Regions from separate parts of the Mus musculus genome. Here region 2 is linked to region 1. A link is a loop called in an ENCODE intact Hi-C map of the cell type or tissue named here. Cell type or tissue: left cerebral cortex. All regions are shown on one strand. Each heading gives the region's core, and the rest is flanking DNA. Links, peaks and the distances in the headings are about the cores only.

What was found. A loop is a pair of places that touch in the nucleus more often than their neighbours do. Peaks named below come from ENCODE experiments on the same cell type or tissue, not always from the same donor. Only the 100,000 strongest peaks of a DNase experiment are listed, where the experiment ranks them.
Region 2: it touches region 1 in a loop (2.6-fold over the local background); 4 of 42 quality-filtered maps call a loop at or near these places.

Annotation. Positions count from the first base shown.
Region 1 is chr4:117,277,669-117,287,726 of GRCm38, reverse strand. Rnf220 (ring finger protein 220) reads left to right here. Exons shown (of 15, transcript NM_025739.3): 7 at 1,755-1,798; 8 at 2,216-2,348; 9 at 9,624-9,720; 10 at 9,898-9,984. Among named protein-coding and RNA genes, the nearest start is that of Gm12843, 6.7 kb to the left of the region's middle. In left cerebral cortex, for the core only: no CTCF peak of the experiment used is centred there; DNase peaks (open chromatin) are centred at 3,660 and 4,955.
Region 2 is chr4:117,765,681-117,775,738 of GRCm38, reverse strand. No RefSeq gene overlaps it. Among named protein-coding and RNA genes, the nearest start is that of Klf17, 5.0 kb to the right of the region's middle. In left cerebral cortex, for the core only: a CTCF peak has its summit at 4,595 (motif pointing right); a DNase peak (open chromatin) is centred at 4,602.

The DNA.
Region 1 (10,058 bases), core at 1,093-9,092:
TGGAACTTATAGCACTCCTTCAGCCTCCCAAGTTGTAGGGTCACAGGCATTGAGCCACCAAATCCCGATTCAGTTACTAAGTTTTACAGAGTCAGCCTCTTACTTTCAGACCGGATGGGACTGTCCGAGACCTTTGTGGGCACACTACTCCACACTGCGTTTCCAAAAACTTCTTGGACCTTCGCCCCGTGCCTTTCTGATGTCTTGCGTGCTTTTTGTCCCTAGCCCTGCAGTGTCAAGCCTACCTATGCCTAAAGTTCAAAGCAGGGATCTGCGTCTATATGAACAAAGAGCCCAGAATATAGTCACATCGCTATAGTAGAAACATGGGAAATTGGAGAGATGAGTTAGACTCCAGACCTAGGTTCTAAAAGTTCATGTGCAGCTCTTGTGGCCTGGTAGGTTTCCCTTTGGCTTGGCTCTTTCTAGTGCTGTTCTGCCCGTAGAGAAACCCCCTGCCTCAGATCCTCAACAGGCGTGAGCCGGAGCCCTAGCTGGAACAGACTCACCAGTAAGGCTGAGGTGGGAAGGCTCTTGGTACCAGGGAACATCCCAGGCTGTAGAGTGAGGCCTGGTTTCTTGCTTTGCCTTTGATACTTTTGGCGTACTTTCACATGTCCCTTATAAGGTCTCTTCATCTGTTAAGCTGTGGGAAGACAACCTTTGCTTCAAGATGTGGATGTAATGGACCTCTCTGTGAGGTACTGGCTCTTAGACCACCACACAGGAGACCCTCCAGCCTTTAGCATACAGACTGACCTGTGGTTCCCTCCCCTGACCCCCGCAAGGTCAGCACACCTAAGAAAGTTCTTCCTGGCCCTCAGTAGTAAGCCTTGCCCTGCTTGACAAGTCCCCTCACCTTTCCACCGTCAGTCTGGCCTCACAGTGGCCATCACTTAGCCTGCCATTGCATTCTGGGAGTGGCAAAAGGGAAAGAATCTCTTGCTTTGACCCCTTCCTGCTTCAGTGACAGGAGGGCTGCAGAGAAGGATTAGTGAGCTAATTAGAAATGATTGCATCTCTCAGCATTAATTAGCAGTGCTGTGGGCTTGCAGTGTGCACTTTGGAACTGAGTCCCCTTTGGGACAGCATGGCAGGCAGGCAGGCCTCTGCCTCTGGGGCCTGCCAGCCCTCTGTACTGATTAGAGGTGATGGGACAGGTTTGGGTAAACACTGTAAGGCCTGTCCTCTCCAGGTACCCTGGGTCCTCTGACCTGCCTGCCCAATGTCTAGCCCAGACTCTATACTTTTACAACTGGGCCTCAGTGTCTTTTCTTTTAAAACGGGATCAGTAGAGACATCCGAGATACTGCTCTTGTCTTGATCTTAAGAGGTATGCTAGGTGCCATACTTCGGGGCATTGGCCCTGGGACAAAGGAAGCTTCTAGAGGGTGAGTCAATAAGATCAATTCAAGCTTTAGAGTAGCCTGGGATTCTAACCAGGAAGCTGCTCTTTAGGGTTGTATTTCCAAAGCCTGAGTAAGTGCTCTTCTGGGGACATACATGACTACACGGAGTATCTCTGCCTGCTGGACTCACTTGAGCACTGCAGCTCGGAAGGGTGTGCTGCTCTTGAGTAGACACTTCTTGCCCACCAAGGAGCAAGTCCAGGCCCCTGAGGACACGAGGCACTGAACAAAAGGCCGATGGCCGGCAGCAGGGCAGGGTGTGTCAGCTCTCCTGCGATACTCTAGTATGGAGCTACAGTGAGCATCCGCTTATTTTTGTGCCTTATTTTCTGTTTCTCCATGCAGCTCGGATTGGGAAAATGAAACGGAGGAAGCAAGATGAAGGGCAGGTATGTCCCCTGTGCAGCCGCCCCCTGGCAGGATCGGAGCAGGAGATGAGTAGGCATGTGGAGCACTGCCTGGCTAAGGTAGAGGGGCTGTGGCCGCCCACCTCCCTTCCTCCCCTCCCCTGACACTTGCTGCTGACTGCGCCTCATCTCTGGGCTCCTGGGCTCTCCCTGGGCTCTCCGCAGCCACTCTGCTCTTGGCTCTCCTCTGCTTTCATTCCCACTCACTCACTCCCTGTTTGGGCTCCCGTGGAAAATTCTGGGGAAGAGGCCCAGGTCTTTGATTGCCATATTGAGTGTATTTCACGGGAGCCCTTTGGTATCCTGAGCAGGGGCTAGGGCTGTGCCTTCCTTGCAGGCTGTGGGAGCTGTAGGGATGGATGGCCTGGGCGCTGCATGACCCTGCTCTGCTCTTCACAGAGGGAAGGCTCCTGCATGGCTGAAGATGATGCTGTGGACATCGAGCATGCGGACAGCAACCGCTTTGAGGAATATGAGTGGTGTGGGCAGAAGCGGATACGGGCCACCACACTCCTGGAAGGTGGCTTCCGAGGTATAAAGCAGCTGACAACTTGGGTGGTGGCACTCTGGTGACCAGGTCACTTCTGGTAGCTGGTCATCATTTCCACCACGTGGGAGCTCTTGCTCGTGGGGCTCCTTTGTGACCGTGCTGCCCGCCTGTGATGTGCATATTAAAGTGGTTGTATTTGGGTGGGGAAATGGAATTGTGAGGCTGCAAGCTAGCAGTGACGAGGGGGGCTCTCAGCCTCGGGTGATGCATTGAAGGTGACAGCCAAGCCGCGTTAGCACCTGCATAAAATATTAAAGGGACGGTTATGCATTTATCACTCCATCCCTCTTAAGGCTGATAAATGAGAATCCAGCAACCTGCTGTACACCTCCAGCACTAGGGGCCCTCAGGGCTTCTAGGCAAACACATTGCATTTTCCTCCTCCTCCTCCCCAGGTCTGTGTCAGGGAAATCAGTTACAGAGGAGAGAGTGAGTTATGGCAAAATTTGACCTCCCATGAGCTTCATTGGTGAATCTAATTTTAGCTCTGATCCCATCTCTTCTCCCATGGCGCCCTCTGCCCTGAAGGAAGAGGGGCCTGGGCTCAGCTGCTCCCTGCTTCCCTTGGGCTCTCCCCAATCGCTGCCGAAGAGTCTTCAGGGCCCTACCCGTCTCTGCTCCCTTCCTAGCTCCTGAGACAAGGGTTGGCTCCCTAGATGAGACAGAAGAATTGGTTAGGTGCCCAGGGTCAGTGTCCTCTTGTCAAGCTCTGTCACCATGGGCAAGAGAAAGAGGTACCTGCTTCTTGGCTTCTAACTCTTTCTGTGTAAAGCACAGCTGGCACTGCAGTTTGTGGTCATTAAGAGAGCCAGGCTGCATCCCATCTGCCTCCTGTTTTTCTGGGCAACACCCTTGAGATGGCCACTGTGTGTGGTCTTTGGGGGATCTCTCAGCAGGCTCGAAGGAGGGCCTTTGCCTCCGTAGAGCCATGACACCTGGTCTCCGGTGAGATCAAGTCTCTGCAGTGCCATCCAGTGCAGATGGGCACTGTGCCTCTGAGCTTGTTGCATGGTGCCCACCAGTCTGAAGACAAGTCAGAGCGTAAATCAGGAGGGTTAAACCAAACTGTTGCCACCCCCTAGGTAAGCAGCCTTAGTTGTCATTGCACAGAGCATTTCTGTCCTGGGGCTCTAGCAGGTCTGAAGCCTCTCAAGAATGAAGGATGGCGCTCATGAGCCCAGGAATGAGGCACATGGATGCTAGGGTGTGTGACCAGGTTTAGAAGGCAGTCTTGCTGAGTCAGTTCTGGAAGGCTGTTCTAGATTAGCTCTGCTGTCAGTTGCAACTGTTCACACCAACTGCAGCTGCTGCTTAGGTTTCTTGGCAAGGAACAGGACCCTGTGGCTCTTGGGCTCCTGGAGTGTCTGAATGGGTCAGGCTGCACAGGGCCCACTGCTTAAGCAAAGCCATTTCTGCATGGGATGTGCCAGCAGATGGGTGTCAGAGGCTCTCGGGCCTCGGGTAGGTATCATCTTTCTGGGTGTGTTTACACTGCGAGGTTGATCCTTTCAAGAATTCCTGAGGAGAGTTCAAAGAGGGCTTTTCTTTGAGCGATTTGGAGAGCGAGAATGAGACTTGAAGAGGGAATGGGGCCGGAGGGGCCTTTATCTGCAGAGAATTGCTCCAGCTTTCCTGATAGAAGCTGCTGCCGCCTCTTAAACAGCTTAGTGCAGTCAAAAGACAGGCTAACTTGAAAGGCTGTTTTACAGCGAGATCAGCGGGGGCCACGAGGCAGAAAGTGGAGCCTCCTCAATGGGAGGGGCTATCAAAGAGAGGCCCTGGCTGATCCTGACTGCCTCTGCCCCTGAAGCCCATCTGCAAAAGCTGGCCATCTGTCAGCCGACCCTCCCTGGCCAGGACCAATAGGCCCAACTCTTGGGGGGGGGGGTTGGGTGTGGCCCTGCCAGGCTGCTGGTGTCAGTGCAGTGCATTGATCGCCGCCGGGCGGGCTGGGCCGCAAGCTGGGCAGCTCCTGCTTAATGTGATTGAAAGGCAGTTAAAATGGCGGTGACCTTTTCAGGAGGAATTAGATTGCCTGCCAAGACCGGTTAGAGGGAGTGATAACGCCAGCCGAAGAAGCTGCCCGGCCGACTTCAGAGAGGGAGGCAGAGGCAGGATGAGCAGGAGAGTAGCGAGGCCCATTTAAGCCGTCCTGTGCATGCTGACAGCAGAGATTGCTGTCCTTGTTAGATATGAAAGAGTTGAAGAACTGTGATAAGTCCCTGCATCCCTTCATTCCTCTGTCCCCCCTCCCAGACTAGGGTCCCCTCGTCATCCTCAACAGAGCTTCCTACATGGTCAGACCGGCTGCCTTGAATGTAATCTAGGCAGTGGTCTAGCAAGAGTCATGGTGAAGACACTTGGCTCAGAAGAACAGGCTGTGAGCTTGAGAGCCTGGGGTTAATGACAAGGAGGGTCAATGTCTCAGGACAAAAGAGAGCAAGAGAACGTCGAGGGAGGTCGGTCTACAAATAGATTCTTATTTATTTAGAGAGGAGATCTCACTATGTCACCCCAGCTGACCTGGAACTCGCTGTGTAGACCACACTGGCCTCAGACTCGAGTTTCATCTGCCTCTGCCTCCCAGTACAAACAGATTAAGAAACAGAAATAAAGCCTGGGGAAATGAGGAAAGTCTTGTAGAGAGCAGCTCGTCTGACCCTCGGGTCTCAGAGCACTCTGGGCTGTGCACTCCGCTGCCGCCTGCTCACTTGAAACCTCAGGTCTTTTGCACTGCTCGTGGTGTTGCATATGGGCAGAACCCAGGGCCCAGTGCTTCATCTAAAGATACAACAATTAGGGTAAAAGGTGCTTTTCTGGGATACTCTGCCAAACCTAGGCAGAAGAGATGTCTTCAGGCTAGAGAAATGGGCCACAAGGGAGGCAGCCTTGGGATAACTGTGACCATGTGACCTCCATCCTCAAGGAGCCATGTGACCAATGAGTAAGGGCTCGATTTTCCTCTTATTCCCTACCTCCTCTGTCTTAGAGGTGTGGGGTGCTGGGCTGTAAGTCCTCCCTTGTATCGGTTGCCAGTAAGAATTCACTTGTCCAGACTTGGGGAAGCCAGAACTCAGTACAACTAGAAGGATCAGTCTGCTCAAAAGGATGTGGAAAAGATTAGTTTTAAATAAGGTGGCTGTTATGTTGTGGGCCAGGAGTGGTAAGATGGTTCACTTCCCAGGATGATGCTCAGGAAGTGGCAAGTGTGTGCACCTTTGTCTTTGAGCCCTGGCTGAAGCCCCTTTCAGGGTGACGTAGGTTAGAGACAGTATTTCTCTTCTCAATCCCAGCGCTCCTGATGCAGACACAAATGGGTCTCTAATTCCAAGGCCACCTTGGTCTACATAGTTGGTTCTAGACCAGCCAGAGATACAAAGTCTGTGTGTGTCTTGGGGTGGGGAGGGTGCTAAGGTAGTGGTTATGAGGGCTGCTGCCCCGCCAGATCTTGCCTAGGGTCTCTTGTCTTAGATTAAGGCTGGGTCTAAGCACCCTGCGATTATGAGAGAACAGCAGCTAGAGGCAGCTTCAGCACAGTTCTTTTTAATAACTGTTGATAAGGTAACCAACAGATTATGAAACAAGAGTGTGCAAGGTGTGACTCCACAGGTATGGGCCAAGATGTGAGCCCTAGTTGCCAAAAATGTCTGATTGCCACTGTGCTCCTAGCCCTGTGGGTGACACGTGTTGCAACAGTACCACTGGAAACGGGTTTGGAATGGAAGGAAGGTATAGGTGGCTGCCTTCTCACTCTCCACCTCCTTCCATTTATGATGGCTGCCTGTTGGGAGGGGTGTGGCTAGGAGCAAGGCTTCTTCTGTCCCCTGTGGCACTGGACAGGATTTAATCACCTTTTGGAACACAATTGTTAAGCGGGAACAGAGGGAGTGTTGGCAGAAAGAGCAAGTATCAATGGTTTAAGCGGCGTCTGTCTCTGTGACTCTCCTGATGTGAGGCAGTGAAACGCGTTATCGAGAAGGCCCGGAAAGTGGCTAAGTGCGTTTGACACACGCCAACTCCCTGCCTCCACACTGGATAATTGCATTGTCAACTGTTCAGCGAGGTGGCAGGTGACACTGCAGGCCGATTGATTGTCCCGCATCGTAGCTCCCCAGACTGTCAGCTCCCCAATCGATGGCGTTTACACAAGACACCGTAACTGCATCTGTAACTAATTCCAGTGTAAAACTCCCCGGAAGCTGCTGCCCCTGCCCTCCCTGTAGGCAAGCACTGGGCTCTAGAAGCCCCAAGACTTTCCTTTCTTCCCAGGCTCTGGTTTGGCTGGGAGCAGCAGGTGAGGAAATCAATGGTTCTTTTTTGTGTGTGTGTGGTTTCAGGTTCCAGGATGTTACTGCCCCCAGTAAACGGGCATATCCAGTTTCTCAATCGATCATTTGATCAATTGATTAAATTAACACTGATTCTCCCCCCCCCTCAGTGGCTCAGGAAGAAATGAGTTTATGGGAGCAGGATCATTTTCATAAAATTTAGACTTACATATCATTTTGGCACTTAGCTGGGCTGCAGGCGTTCACTCAAGGGAAGGGAACGGTGCCAGGCACTGTTGCCCATCAGACTTAGTTTGCCAGCCATTTTGTCCCTTTCATCTGGAGCAGAACCATCGCAGAGGGGCCTCCCTGGTGACCAGCAGCTGGTCTGGACCGTCTTGGAGGTCCTAGGGACCAAGTTGCTTGCTGCGTAGCAGCAGCAGGAGCAGCAGCTTGCCTGCCCTTCCTGGAGCTCATGGAAGAGGGGCCAGAGACTTGGAAGGGAGCTGTCTGTGCCATCTTGCTTCTGAGTACTGGCTTGGGATACTCCAGCAGCTGAGAACATAAAATGACAGTGGAGCTTCCTCTCCAAGATGGAGGAGGGGCAAGCTGGCACGGTTGCTTTCGGCATAAAATGGCTTTATGGCCGTTTCTTTTTATTATGATTCTGCCAGAAGTCAGCAAGTGACATTTCATTAAGAAAATAAAGTTTAATGTGCTGGGAAGGAGGTTGAAGCAGGTTGGGGCTGGTACCGGAGTAAAATTGGTGGTGGCAGCCTGTTGGGAACACCTGTGGGGATAGGGAGAGGTTCCCCACATCTGTCTCAGCTGGGGGATGGAATGAGTATCAGTAGAAGACTGCTCAGGCCAGAGGCAGACAGGCCTTTTCTTAGACGAATCATGCCCGCCCTTTTTGCTCCTTAGTGAGAACAGAAGGTTGCTGCCAAACTGGGGCAAGACTTGATAAATTTCTCTGGGCACTAACCAACGAGGCCTGGTCTTCCTCGTGGTGCCAGGTTCACAAGTATTCAGCCAGTGCTGCTGTGGTGTGTGTTGTCGATGACGCTGAGTGGAGTCAGGCTTGTGACCCTTGAAGTTTGCAGTGTGGTAAGGAACAGTATTGGCACAGTAAATATGATCTGAGAGTTGGACATCAAGGAAGGGGCCACTCAAGCACCCGGAGGATGGGGACCAGATCCTGAAACTGTTCATACCAGGCCAGAGAGGGTGGCCTCCAAAAGGTGAAAGAATGTAGGAGGTGAAAGGTCATTCCTTCAGCAAGAGGAAAGCGTTTGAGCTCAGAGGTGGTACTAAAGACTCTTTAATTTTTCCCACCACACGAGTGGCTAAGCTGGGCTGGCAGGGCATACGAGGCTGCTGCTGAGTTGCATGCACTTGGGGCTGGAAGCTGGTGGGGTTTGGCAGGGCTTATGGGGTACAGGCTGTAAGTGAACCTGATAGCTACATTCTGATTGATGGCGGAGTTTGTCTCCCAAACTGTCAGAGGGTTTATAGAGGTGCCACTCACCCTCAGGGTGGGAATTGCTTGTCAGGACACCTGGCTGTGAATAGGAGACAGAGCTGTAACTTGGTGTTTTCTCAGCTTAATGGCTCTGCAGCTGACCTGCCTGCTGCCTCAAGTGTGTCAGTCCCTCTGGGTAGGCGCCAAATGAGGACTGTCAGGAAGATAGAGCCCAGGCACTGACTAGCTTCAGGGGTAGCTGGCTGGAATGAATCTTAGACCATAGACTGAGGGATAAAGGGGAAGAGTCAGGGAAAAGGACTGTCAGAAAGGACATCCTGGTGTACTGAACAGCATGAGGGGAAGTTGTTAGCTGTGTCTAAGACATGGCAGGCAGTCTTCGTGTCTGCACACCACACAGGAGTTCTGGAGCAAAGTGACCAGGTTGGAGCCTGGCCTGATTGGTGTATGCATTGGGAGCCATTGATGGATACGAGCAGAAGTCATTGGACTGAGGCAGAAAGAACACATTCCTGAGATGACTGGGCAGAGCTCTGAGCTTCCTCTTTGATGCAAAAGATGATGCTTCTAACCCTTTTGGGAAAAGCCCTTCATTTCCTTTGTCCCTGGCAGAACTGCTGGTCCGGCTAGTAAGATGTCACCTGAGACCCACAAGGACAAAAATGCAGGGACAGCTCTTTGGTCTCTGACCTTGGCCTATGAGGAAATGTTCCGGGAGTCAGAGGCCACTTGGCGAATTAAACAGGCTTGGTAAGGCCTTAGTAGCTCATCCTTTACATTAGCCAAGAGTCTGCATTTGGTTGTGCCAAATGCCCTCTGGGGATCAACAGCCTCTGGCCTCAGCCTTCCATGCCCAGCCTAGCTGCCTTCGAGGCTACCCTGAGGCATCGTGCGTGTGCTCCTCCCGTGTCTCCCTTTCTAATCCCTTTCTAACTGCACTTGTCCAGGAATCTGGGCTGTGTGAGGTGGAGATGAATAATTAATGTCAGGCGCTTCAGACACCAAATATTTGAACAGCTGCCTGGTGTTTTTGCTGGCAAAGGACCTAGTGGCCCAAATCAGGATGTTGGCTGGGGGGTCCTACTCTATGGCTCTGATTGGCCTTAGCCAGCTTTTTTTCCTCTCTAATGGCTCTCAAGCTAGACAGTTGAGATAGAAGGATGCTCAGGTCCTAGCTGGGATGACCTTTTGGATCTGAGTTTCTCTACCCTCTTGTTGCTCTTCCTGGAACTGGAAAACAGATATATAGGAGGCCTGTCACAGCGTCCTCTAGTAGTGTGTGAATGTGAGTCTATGAGCAGAGACAACCTGAAGCTCCATGCGTACATTTAAAGGCTAGGGAGGAGTACAGAGAAAGGGGTTGGAAGTAACCAGTAATCACCTGAGTGTCTGCTTGGACGTCACTCTGTCTCATCTCCGAACTAATTCCCACCTGGGAGCAGCAGGAAGGGCACCCCTGGGCTAGTTCCTGGCCTCTGGCCCTTCTTAACATTCTGCTTCCCACAGGCTCCGGCTTCGTCATGTGCAGTGGCAAAGAGAACCCAGACAGTGACGCTGACCTGGATGTGGATGGAGATGACACACTGGAGTATGGGAAACCACAGTATCCTTGGGGCAAAGTGGGGCAAGCCAGCAGTAACAAAAGTAGCTGGTGCCTCTAAAATGTAATCATACTCCTGGAGCCAGTCACAGCTTTCAGGGGGCAGGGGCACTCCTGAGCATTCAGAGCCCTTGTGTCCTACTGCAACCTTGGGTCTATTGTCCTTGACCACCATGCCAGATACACGGAGGCTGATGTCATCCCGTGCACAGGAGAAGAGCCTGGTGAAGCCAAGGAGAGAGAGGCACTCCGGGGCGCAGTCCTAAAGCAAGTGTGGGCAGAGGCGTGGCCAGTGTGTATGGAGGGATCGCTGGAGGCAGGGCTCGGCTCTCCTGCAGCCT
Region 2 (10,058 bases), core at 1,445-9,444, 490 kb before region 1:
CACACACACACACACACACACACACACACACACACACAGATGGAAGAGGCACCTCTCTCTGGAGTGTTACCCCTCAGGGTTGTTTCTTCAAGGGAAGGAATGCAGTACCTTTTACCCACCCAGAAAGTTGCGCGTGGACATGTTTTCTAACCTGATGACTTTTGTGCTGAGTGGCAGAAACCACACTGGCCCCTCCCCCAGACCCTTATCATAAGCTTGTTTTTCTCAGCCAACCGGTAGAACCCATCTTTATAGATGATGTCACATGGACTTAACAAGGAGTTTCTCTGCAGTAATGTCTGATCCTAATTTAGCTTATTTTGTTCTTCAAGGAGATTTCTGAATGCTTTATTGTGCACACCAGATTGAGATAATTCATCACCAGGAAAGTTTTCACCAAACTGTGCTCTTCTTGAATATTAATAAAATAAACGACTCCGGGTCAGACTCCCAGAGTTTGACCCAACACTGACGACTGAGTCATGTCCAACCAAACTGCCTTTTCCCTTCCCGTGGGTCATTACTCTGCTGGCTGTCATGGTCACAGAGACCCCCCCCCCCAGATAGAAAGAGGGAACTGGGAGTCACTGGAGTTTCAGGTTTACCAAGCAAGTAATGCCCACTGAGACCCAGCCAAGAGACTGAAAGCATTTGCCACGCTTGACGGTGGCTGAGGTGTGGGGGGATCGTCAGTCAGTAAAGGCTGCTAGGCTGAACTCTGAAGAACAGCTGAGGAGGCAGCTAGCCATTCCCTCATAGTTTTGGAAGTTGGAAATCAAGATCAAGGGTCAGGCACAGGGTGGGGGTGGGGAGCCTCCAGCTGTAAAGCGCTTGTCACATAAGCGTGAGGACCCAAGTCTGGTCCCCAGTACCTCTGTAAAAAAGTAGGGGTGTGTGGCATCCCTCATGGTAGACCCCAGCACTAGGGAGGTTGAACCTGAAGGTTCCTAAGGCCCACTGCCAGCTGGTCCAGCTTCCCGGGCAAGGCCTAGGTCCCAGTGTAAGATCCTATCTCAAACCAGCCAAGGAGATAGTTCCTGAGTAATGACAGGTGAGGCTGCTCTCTTGCCTCTGCATCCACGCACATACAAAGTGGTGTGTGGCTGAGGGAAGAGGAGAGAGAATTCAAGGCCAGCCTGGGCTACATAATGAGTTCAAGGCCAGACTGGTAACTCAGTGAGAGCCAGTTAAAGAAGAAGAAGGGGGTGGTGAGGAGGGGGAGAGAGGGGAGAGGCTCTCTCTTAGAGAAGCCTATTACCCCCCCCCCATGTGTTTACCTCTGAGCAACTCTTCCTCTCTAAATCTCCATGTTTAAGCTATATAAAAATGTCATTAAAGGCCAGAGAGATAGATCATGAGGTAAAGGTGCCTGCTGCCCAGCCTGAAGACCTGAGTTCACCCCCTGGGGACTCACATGGTGGAAGGAGAGAACCAACTTCTGCGAGATGTCCTTTGACTACACACACTAAATAAATAACATTACTCCTTTTGTTTGTTTTGTTTGCTTTTTGTTTTTTGAAGACAGAATTTCTCCGTGTAGCCCTGGCTGTCTTGGCACTTGCTTTGTAGCCCAAGCTGCACAAACTCACAGAGAACTTAGAAGCTAAGTTGCAAGGTCAACACAACAGTATCAGTCAACTAGGTGCTAAATTTTTGCTTTTTAAGATTTATTTATTTATTACATGTAAGTACACTGTAGCTGTCTTCAGAAGAGGGCATCAGATCTCCATGTGAGCCACCATGTGGTTGCTGGGATTTGAACTCAGGACCTTTGGAAGAGCAGTCAGTGTTCTTAACCGCTGAGCCATCTCTCCAGCCCAGATGCTAAGTTTTCAGGGGGTGGTGGCAATGCTTGCTGAGGGATGGAGAGATGGCTCAGCACCTACATGGCAGCTAACAGTGGGCTGTAATTCCAGTTGCAGGGGAATCTTACGCCTTCTGGTTGCTGCAGGTTTGCATTCATGTGGAGCACCCACAAAACATCCACATACCTAAGATACAAACCAAAGTTAGAAGAAAGCTGCCATGACGCCATGCACCTTTAATCCCAGCACTCGGGAGGCAGACGCAGGCGGATTTCTGAGTTTGAGGCCAGCCTGGTCTACAGAGTGAGTTCCAGGACAGCCAGAGCTATGTAGAGAGACCCTGTCTCAAAATTTAAAACAAAACAAAATTTAAGGAAGAGGACTGATCCTCCAGTGGACTAGAGTCTAGTTCATAGCGCCCTCGCCACGAGGCTTATAACTATTTGTAACTTGAGCTCTCAGGGATCTGACATACTGTTTTGGCCTCTGGAGAAACTTGCACGGATGTGGTATACAGACACATAGACACCTGAATAAACCTTAAAATGTGGACATGGAGAGATGGCTCAGCAGTTAAAAGCACTTGTTGTTCTTGCAGAAGACGACCCTGGTAAGGTTCCCTGCATACAGATGGCTCACAATCATCTGGAACCCCAGTTCCCTCTTCTGATCTCCACAGGTTCCAGGCATGCACGTGGTGCATAACACGTAGGCAAAATGCTCTCTCACACACACAAAGTAAATGAATCTTAAAAAAACGTTCAATGTTATCTCAGGTTGCACAGGAAACTTGAGACCAGCCTCGGCTACGTGAGACCATGAGACACTGAGACACCGTCTCAGAAGTGGGAGGTGGGATAGATAAGGACAAAGACAGATTTCTACTGAGAAAAAAAAATGCATTGTAACCAAATTCGAGTCACCGAGGGAGGTGTTTGACATACAAGGGACAGTAGAGTAAGCAGTATATGCTGGAGATGTAGTTGGGAGAGCCACCTGTGAAGGAAATGGGGGGTGAGCACAGCTGGGTTGAAGACAGACTAGAAAGCAAATGCAGGCCCCAGGAGACCCCAGTCACCAGCAAGCAACTCTGGAACAAGCGCTGTCCACGAGAGGGTGTTAAATTAAGGGGGACGAGCTAGCTCAGCCTCTGTCTCAACAGCACCTTGCGCCAGATACCAGACTGTTGGAAGTCATGCCCTTGGTACAGCTGCTATCTGTAGAAGAGAGAGAGGGACCTAGAAGTAACTGGCAACTGCAAGCTGTTTTCTTAGTGCATCCCCTGCAGTGGGGCCACAGTTCTTCCTCTCAGGAGAGGGTCTGGGCCACCCATCCCTTTCTGCCACAGAGATGTGTATTTACTTTGCATATATAAAGAACTCCAAGAAATCAATATGAACTCCTAGGTTACTGAGAATAATAATGACCACCTAAATTTGAACCATTTAACATTTCAAATATCAGTGTAGAACAAGGGTCAACAACTCATGCCCTGTGGGCCAGGCACGTGTTTTAAAGATGTAATGAGGGGGCTGAGGTTGTAGCTCAGTGGTAGAGAGTTGGCCTGGAAAACACACACACACACACACACACACACACACACACACACACACACACACACACACACTCACACACTCACTCACACACACACACACTCACTCTCACACACTCACACACTCTCACACACACACTCACACACACACACACACACACACACACACACACACACACACACACATACACACTGGCAAGAAAGATTTGTTGGCTCACTGTCATGCCCACTTCGCTTCAAAGAGTTTTCAAGCCTGCTTCCATGTTACCATAGGAGAAAAAGAACAACAGGTATTGACTGGCTTGCCGTCTCACAAACCCACAATCCTTTCTGAGGACAGGGGAACAAGGCCTCATACTGCAGCCCAGGTTGGTCTGAAACTCACTATATAGCTCAGAGTAGCCTCCTGCCTCAGCCACACATGTAGGGCTAAACTAGAACACATACTGAAAGGCTGTCGTTAAAAACCAAACCACACCAAACCAAACCACCACCAACAAAACCTACCTAGGCATGGTTGTGCACATCTTTAACTCCAGCTCTTGGAGGCAGAGGCAGGCTGATCTCTGAGTCTCAGGCCATCCTGGTCTACAGAATGAGCTCCAAGATAAGTAAAACCCTGTCTCAAAATCCAGGAAAAATATTTGTATGCTATCTCTCTATCGATTGATCAATCTATCATCTTGATATTGATATTTTTTTTAGAGACTGATATTGATATGAGTTTGAAAGAGGAAGATGTCTAACAAAAGGAACCCTGGTAAATCAGGACAGCACAGGGAGAGATTGAAAGACCCTGAAGGTGCTGGAGAGATGGCCCAGCCCAGAGGTACAGAATACTTTCTGCTCTTGCTGAGGACCAGAGTTGGTCCCAGGACCCACGTCAGGAGGCTCACAGCCTTATAACTGGATCTGAAGGCCTTTTCTGCCCTCCATGGACAACCACACACATAATGTGTGCACTGCACACACAGACATACACATAAGAAATAAAAGATCTTTAAAAAAAGACCTTGTTTCAGAAAAAAAAAAATCAAAACCAAAGAGGAGGAGGAGGAAGAAGAGGAGGAGGAGGGGGGAACAGAGGGAAGGAAGACAGAATAAGGGTGAGGAGAGGAGAGAATGAGAAAAAAGAGGGTGAGTGGCATTTTTGTATTGTTACAAAAGTAGCCTAAACCGTCAAACCTTGAGCGCCCTTGAGACAGCAGCATTCAAAGGCTGTAGTTTAAAATCTGGACGGAAGGGGGCACCATTAAACTAAGGAATCTTGAAAACAGCCCTACTTCTAAAAACTGGTGAAACCAAGGGCCTGCACTAGTCTAAGCCAGTTAGGGCCCAGAGGTGAGAGAAGTAGACAGAAGCCTCATTCGCAACCTGAAAGCTATCTCCAAATGATAACTACTCACTGAGTAAAACATCGTTCTAGCCAACAATCTCACTGGGTATACAAACTAAAGGTCCAGGCAGTTTCCATGCCTAGCAATAGAAGACCAGTACAAAACAAACTTGTATTTTTGGAGATTTTCATGTCTCATAATGCTTTGTCTGAACATTTCAAAAAACCTTGCTTATGCATTATAGTTCTGAAGGTTTTGTGTTTTTGTGGGATTTCTGTGTATATGTGAATGTGTGTGTCTCTGCATCTATGTGTGCTTCTTTGGTTCTTTTAATTTTTTTCTTTTGTTTGTTTTATTCTATTAAAGTTTGTATTTTCTTATTATTCTTTTTAGATGCTTGTTTGTTTTCTAATGAGAGCAAGAAAAGGTGTGGATGTAGTTGGGTGGGGGGGTTGGGGAGAGAAACTATAAGCAGAATATATTGTATGGAAAAAAATCTAATTTAAAAAAAAGTTTTAAAAAATGATAAAAATAAATTAAAACAGAATTTCTGCCAAAAAACAGAACATGAGACTCAAAATAGCCCAAAATGTGAAGAACATTTCCACAGCCCACCTTAGGCACACTGCCAAAGAGAAGCACAACTCACCACACTGGATTGGCTTCAAACATCTGGGGGTGCAAAGAGAAGCTGGACGTGGTGGGCGTGCCCTGAGATACCGGAACTTGGAAGACAGAAGCAGGACAGGGTCATCTCCAGCCTTACAGAGAGCCTTGAGCTAGCCTGGGCTACCTGAGACCCTGCGGCAAAACCAGCCAAAACTCTTGAAGTAGGGCTGGAGATTGCTTCGGGAGGTGACTGGAGAGGACTCAGGGGTTATGAGCACTTGTTTGGACCCCAGGATCCGCAGCAGGCTCCCAACACCCTTCTTCTCATCTCTGCCCGCACTAGGAACACACGCGGTGCACAGAGATGTAAGCAAAGCACACAAATACACACAATACACACAAAGTAAAATAAATAAAACTAAAAAGGAAAAAATTTTAAAAGGAACCTCTAGAGAGTCAGATTGGTGGTAAACTGAGTTTGAAGTCAGCCTGGTCTACACAGTAAGTTCCAAGACAGTTAGGTTAGAGTTATGCAGACTCTACTTCTAAAAAAAAGAAAATAAAACAAACGCACGGAAAAGGACCTTTTCTTTTCGAGAACTCAAATATTAAAACACAAACAGGCATCTTCATACGAAGGGACCAATGAGCACACTAAAGGAGAAAAAGATTAGGAATGACCAAGGGCTGCTTCTTGTGTCAAGGCCTGAGCTCGTGCACTGCGACTCTGGAGCAGGGTGGTGTAAATTCCAGGCCCACAGGGAGATGGAGGCAGGCAGATATGGTAATGGAGACATAGCTGAGAGCTTATATTTGATTAGAGAGTTGAAGTGGGGTGAGAGAGGGAGAAACTCTGGGCTTGGAGTGGGCTTTTGAACCTCAAAGTCTACCCTCGATGACATACCTCCACCAAGAAGGCCACTCAACTCTTCCTAGTCCTTCCCAAACAGTTCTACAACTGGGGACCAAGTATTCTAACATATGAGCCTATGGGGGCCTCCTTTATGATCAAATCACCACAGGATGAGAACTCCAAGATGCAGCCTCATCTTCAACAACAGGATGCAAAGTCAAGCAGGCGAAGAACCAGTTATTTTTTATTTTATTTTATTTTAGTGTACAAGTGTTTGACCTTCATGGATATATGTCATATATAGGGTTAGGGTTCATATTGCGTATATATATATATATATATATATATATATATATATATATATACACACACACACACACACACACACACACACACACACATATATATATATATATATATATACATGCATACCCAGTGCATTGAAGACACACTAAGTGCAAGGTTATTATCCCATGTCTAGAAGACACAGTACATGTGAAGTTATTCACTGCCTTGTCTGAACATTTTTGAAAACCTTGCTTATGCATTATAGTTCTAAAGGTTTTGTGGTTAGCAAGTATAAAATATTAAAAGTGTGGGGGGGAACAGATTCCTGAGGGTTCACTCACAGAAATGAGAGGATACGACTAAAAGAATCTGTATAGTTATGAAATAATTCCCAATGCAAATTTTGCCCTGAAAATAGAGGTGGGGGGGGGGCGGCCTCTGGAGACCGCTCAGTGTGTAGGGGCATTGCTCTTTCAGAGGACTTGAGTTCAGTTCCCAGCGCTACATAGAGTAGTTCATAACTATCTGGAAGTCCAGCTCCAAGGATCTGACTCCTTCTTCTGGTCTCTGAAGACATCTGCACACGTACACACGCACAGGCACACCCGGGGACTGGAGAGATGGCTGAGTGGCCCAGTGCATACATTGCTCTTGCAAGATCAGTTGGGGCTTTTTCTTAACTGTCTAGCCCTCTCTCCAGCCCTACTTCATGGTTTTCTTTCTTTTTTCAAAGTTTTTTTTTCCCCCTTTCAAATCTGATCCTGGGGGCTGGAGAGATAGCTCAGCAGTTAAGAGCACTGACTGCTCTTCCGAAGGTCCTGAGTTCAACTCCCAGCACCTACATGGTGGCTCACAACCATCTGTAACGACGCCCTCGAGTTCTGGTATGTCTTTAGACAGCTACAGTGTACTTACATATAATAAATAAATAAATCTTTTTTAAAAAAATCTGATCCTGACAGAAAAACCCTTCAATTTTCAGGAAAAATAGGAAGCAAAGAAAAAAATTTTTGGTTGGGCTTTGGTGGCGCACGCCTTTAATCCCATCACTCAGGAGGTAGAGACAGAATGCTTAAGAGGCTAGAAACTAAGGAAAAGAAAAGGTTTTTGTTTTGTTTTGCTTTGTTTTGTTTTTGTTTTTGTTTTTCGAGATAGGGTTTCTCTGTAGAGCCCTGGCTGTCCTGGAACTCACTCTGTAGACCAGGCTGGCCTCAAGACTCAGAGATCTGCATGCCTCTGCCTCCCAAGTGCTGGGATTAAAGGCGTTTGCCGCCAAAGCTGCCGCCAAAGCCACCACCACCACACCTGGCTTAAAAAAACACTTCCTGCTAGCACCTTCTACAAGACATGATTTCTGTTTTGTTTATCCCACTTAAAGTATTAGTGTAGCTCCTTTGGGTTTTTGGGGGGAGAGGGGGCAAACTTGGATTTATATAAGTTCTCATTAGTCTTCATAAGCCAATGAAAACAAAGGTCCTTAGGTTTAGTAGTCCCAGGAAGACAAAAAATCCGCAAGGTGTCCACAAGTAGGGCTTATTTCCTCCAAGGCCAAAGCTTCCTGTTTATTCCCTAATCATGTGACAGACTAAAAACAAACAAACAAACAAACAAACAAACAAAAAACCGTGGTCTTGGTCACAAAAGGCTTCTCTTCCTCCCAGAGGGCATAGAACAGAGGGCACAAGTCTTTAAAGCAACATCGCTAATGACAGCAACAACAGTAGCCACGAGGTTTAAATGATTTGATCAGACAATGCAAGCCACAAGTCATAGGAGGGTGAATCTGAGGTTAGCCTGGGTTACAAAGTGAGAGTCTCAGGGGAGTGGGCGGGCGGGGGGGGGGGGGATGGGAACAGCTTGCTAGAGCCTGATAGTGCATGCCTTTAATCCCAGCACTTGGGAGGCCGAGGCAGGTGAAACTCTTGAGTTTAAGGCCACACCTGGTCTACAGAGTGAGTTCCAGGACAGCCAGGACTACACAGAAAAACAAACAAACAAGAACAAGGCCAATAAAGAAAAATGGATGTTGCTTAAAGCTCCCCCTCTGTCTAACCGCCTGGCACTGATCATCACCCGCAGGCCAAGCCTGGCCCAGGTGTGTGACCTGAGCCCTCTCCTCTTCATCCTCACAGCTTCAAGTCTGATACCTTCATCCCATCCAGATTTGCTTCCCAATCAGATGCCTCAGAATATCCTGCCTATAATGAATCCATCCCTACAGAGTGACTCTCTGTAAGTGTTCTCTGCAAACGGAAAGGGCACCCACCAGCCACCGCCCAGGGACTCAGGGAAGTGCCCCTCTCTGTCCCCCAGTTCTCTTCCCCCATCAACTCAGTAAAGCACTAACTTCTGCTCATCACCTGTTATCTTAGAATGTCATACACTGAGCTGGGCGTGGTGGTGCAAGCCTTTAATCCCAGCACTTGGGAGGCAGAGGCAGGCAGATTTCTGAGTTCGAGGCTAGCCTGGTCTACAAAGTGAGTTCCAGGACAGCCAGAGCTATACAGAGAAACCCTGTCTCGAAAAACCAAAACCAAAACCAAAAACAACCCCCCCCCCCACACACAAAAATGTCACACACTGACCAAGGACAGTCATTCATACACACACACACACACACACACACACACACACACACACACACACACACACTTTTATTTTGCTAGTGGTTTGCTTGTTTTTTTGGCTGGTTGTTTTTGCAGGACCAAGTCTTGCTGTCCTCACTGCCCAGACTGTTCCTGTACTCAGCATCCTACTGTCTTTACCCTGGGATTACAAATGTGTGCCACCTATGCCCAGATTCAAAGGTATATTATATTACTAACTTAATTTTAAATTTGAGATGGAGTCTGCCCATTCAGGAACTCAATATATAGATCGGGATGGTCTTGAATTCAGAGACCTGTCTGCTTGCCTTATTTCTCTCCAAAATAAATCATTTTTTTTTAACATTTATTTTTATAGTGTGAGTGCTTTGCCTACAGGCATGCATGTTCACCTGCATGGTACCCAAGGCAATCAGAGGAGGGTGTTCAATTTCCTAGAACTGGAGTTACAGAGAATCAGCGCCCCCACACCGGGTATGGTTAATACTGTGGGATGCCTAAATTGTACGGTGTGGGCATCTGGGCGTCACTTTGCATGGAGGAAGGACAGAGGCGCTCCTCCTTAGCCCTATGAAAACCTACTGTGTTGGTCTGGAGGGATTATGGTGTCTCTTTTGTCTACAGAGGCTGTGCACCCTTCCTGTGTTATCAAGCCTTTCTTCTGTTTCTCCACTGAGATCAGAGAGACTGGCTTGACTGAAGTCTCAGATCGCGGTTTCCCCAACACTCCTTTCTGTCAAGCAGTTGCTCAAAACTGTAGGTTAGAGGGTCTAGGTAGAGAAGGGCGGAGTGGGGTAGGGGATAGGGGGTTTGTGGAGGGGAAACTGGGAAGGGGGAATAACATTTGAAATGTCAAAAAATAAAATAATAACCAATAAAAACTGGGGGGAAAAGTGCTAACGTTCAGTGGTTTCCCGGACCCTGCAGGCATAAGGCCTACAGAGTTCTGGGATTGCATGGATGCTGAGTTGGGAGGGGACTGGGTGGGTGGGTGTGGCCTTGACTCCG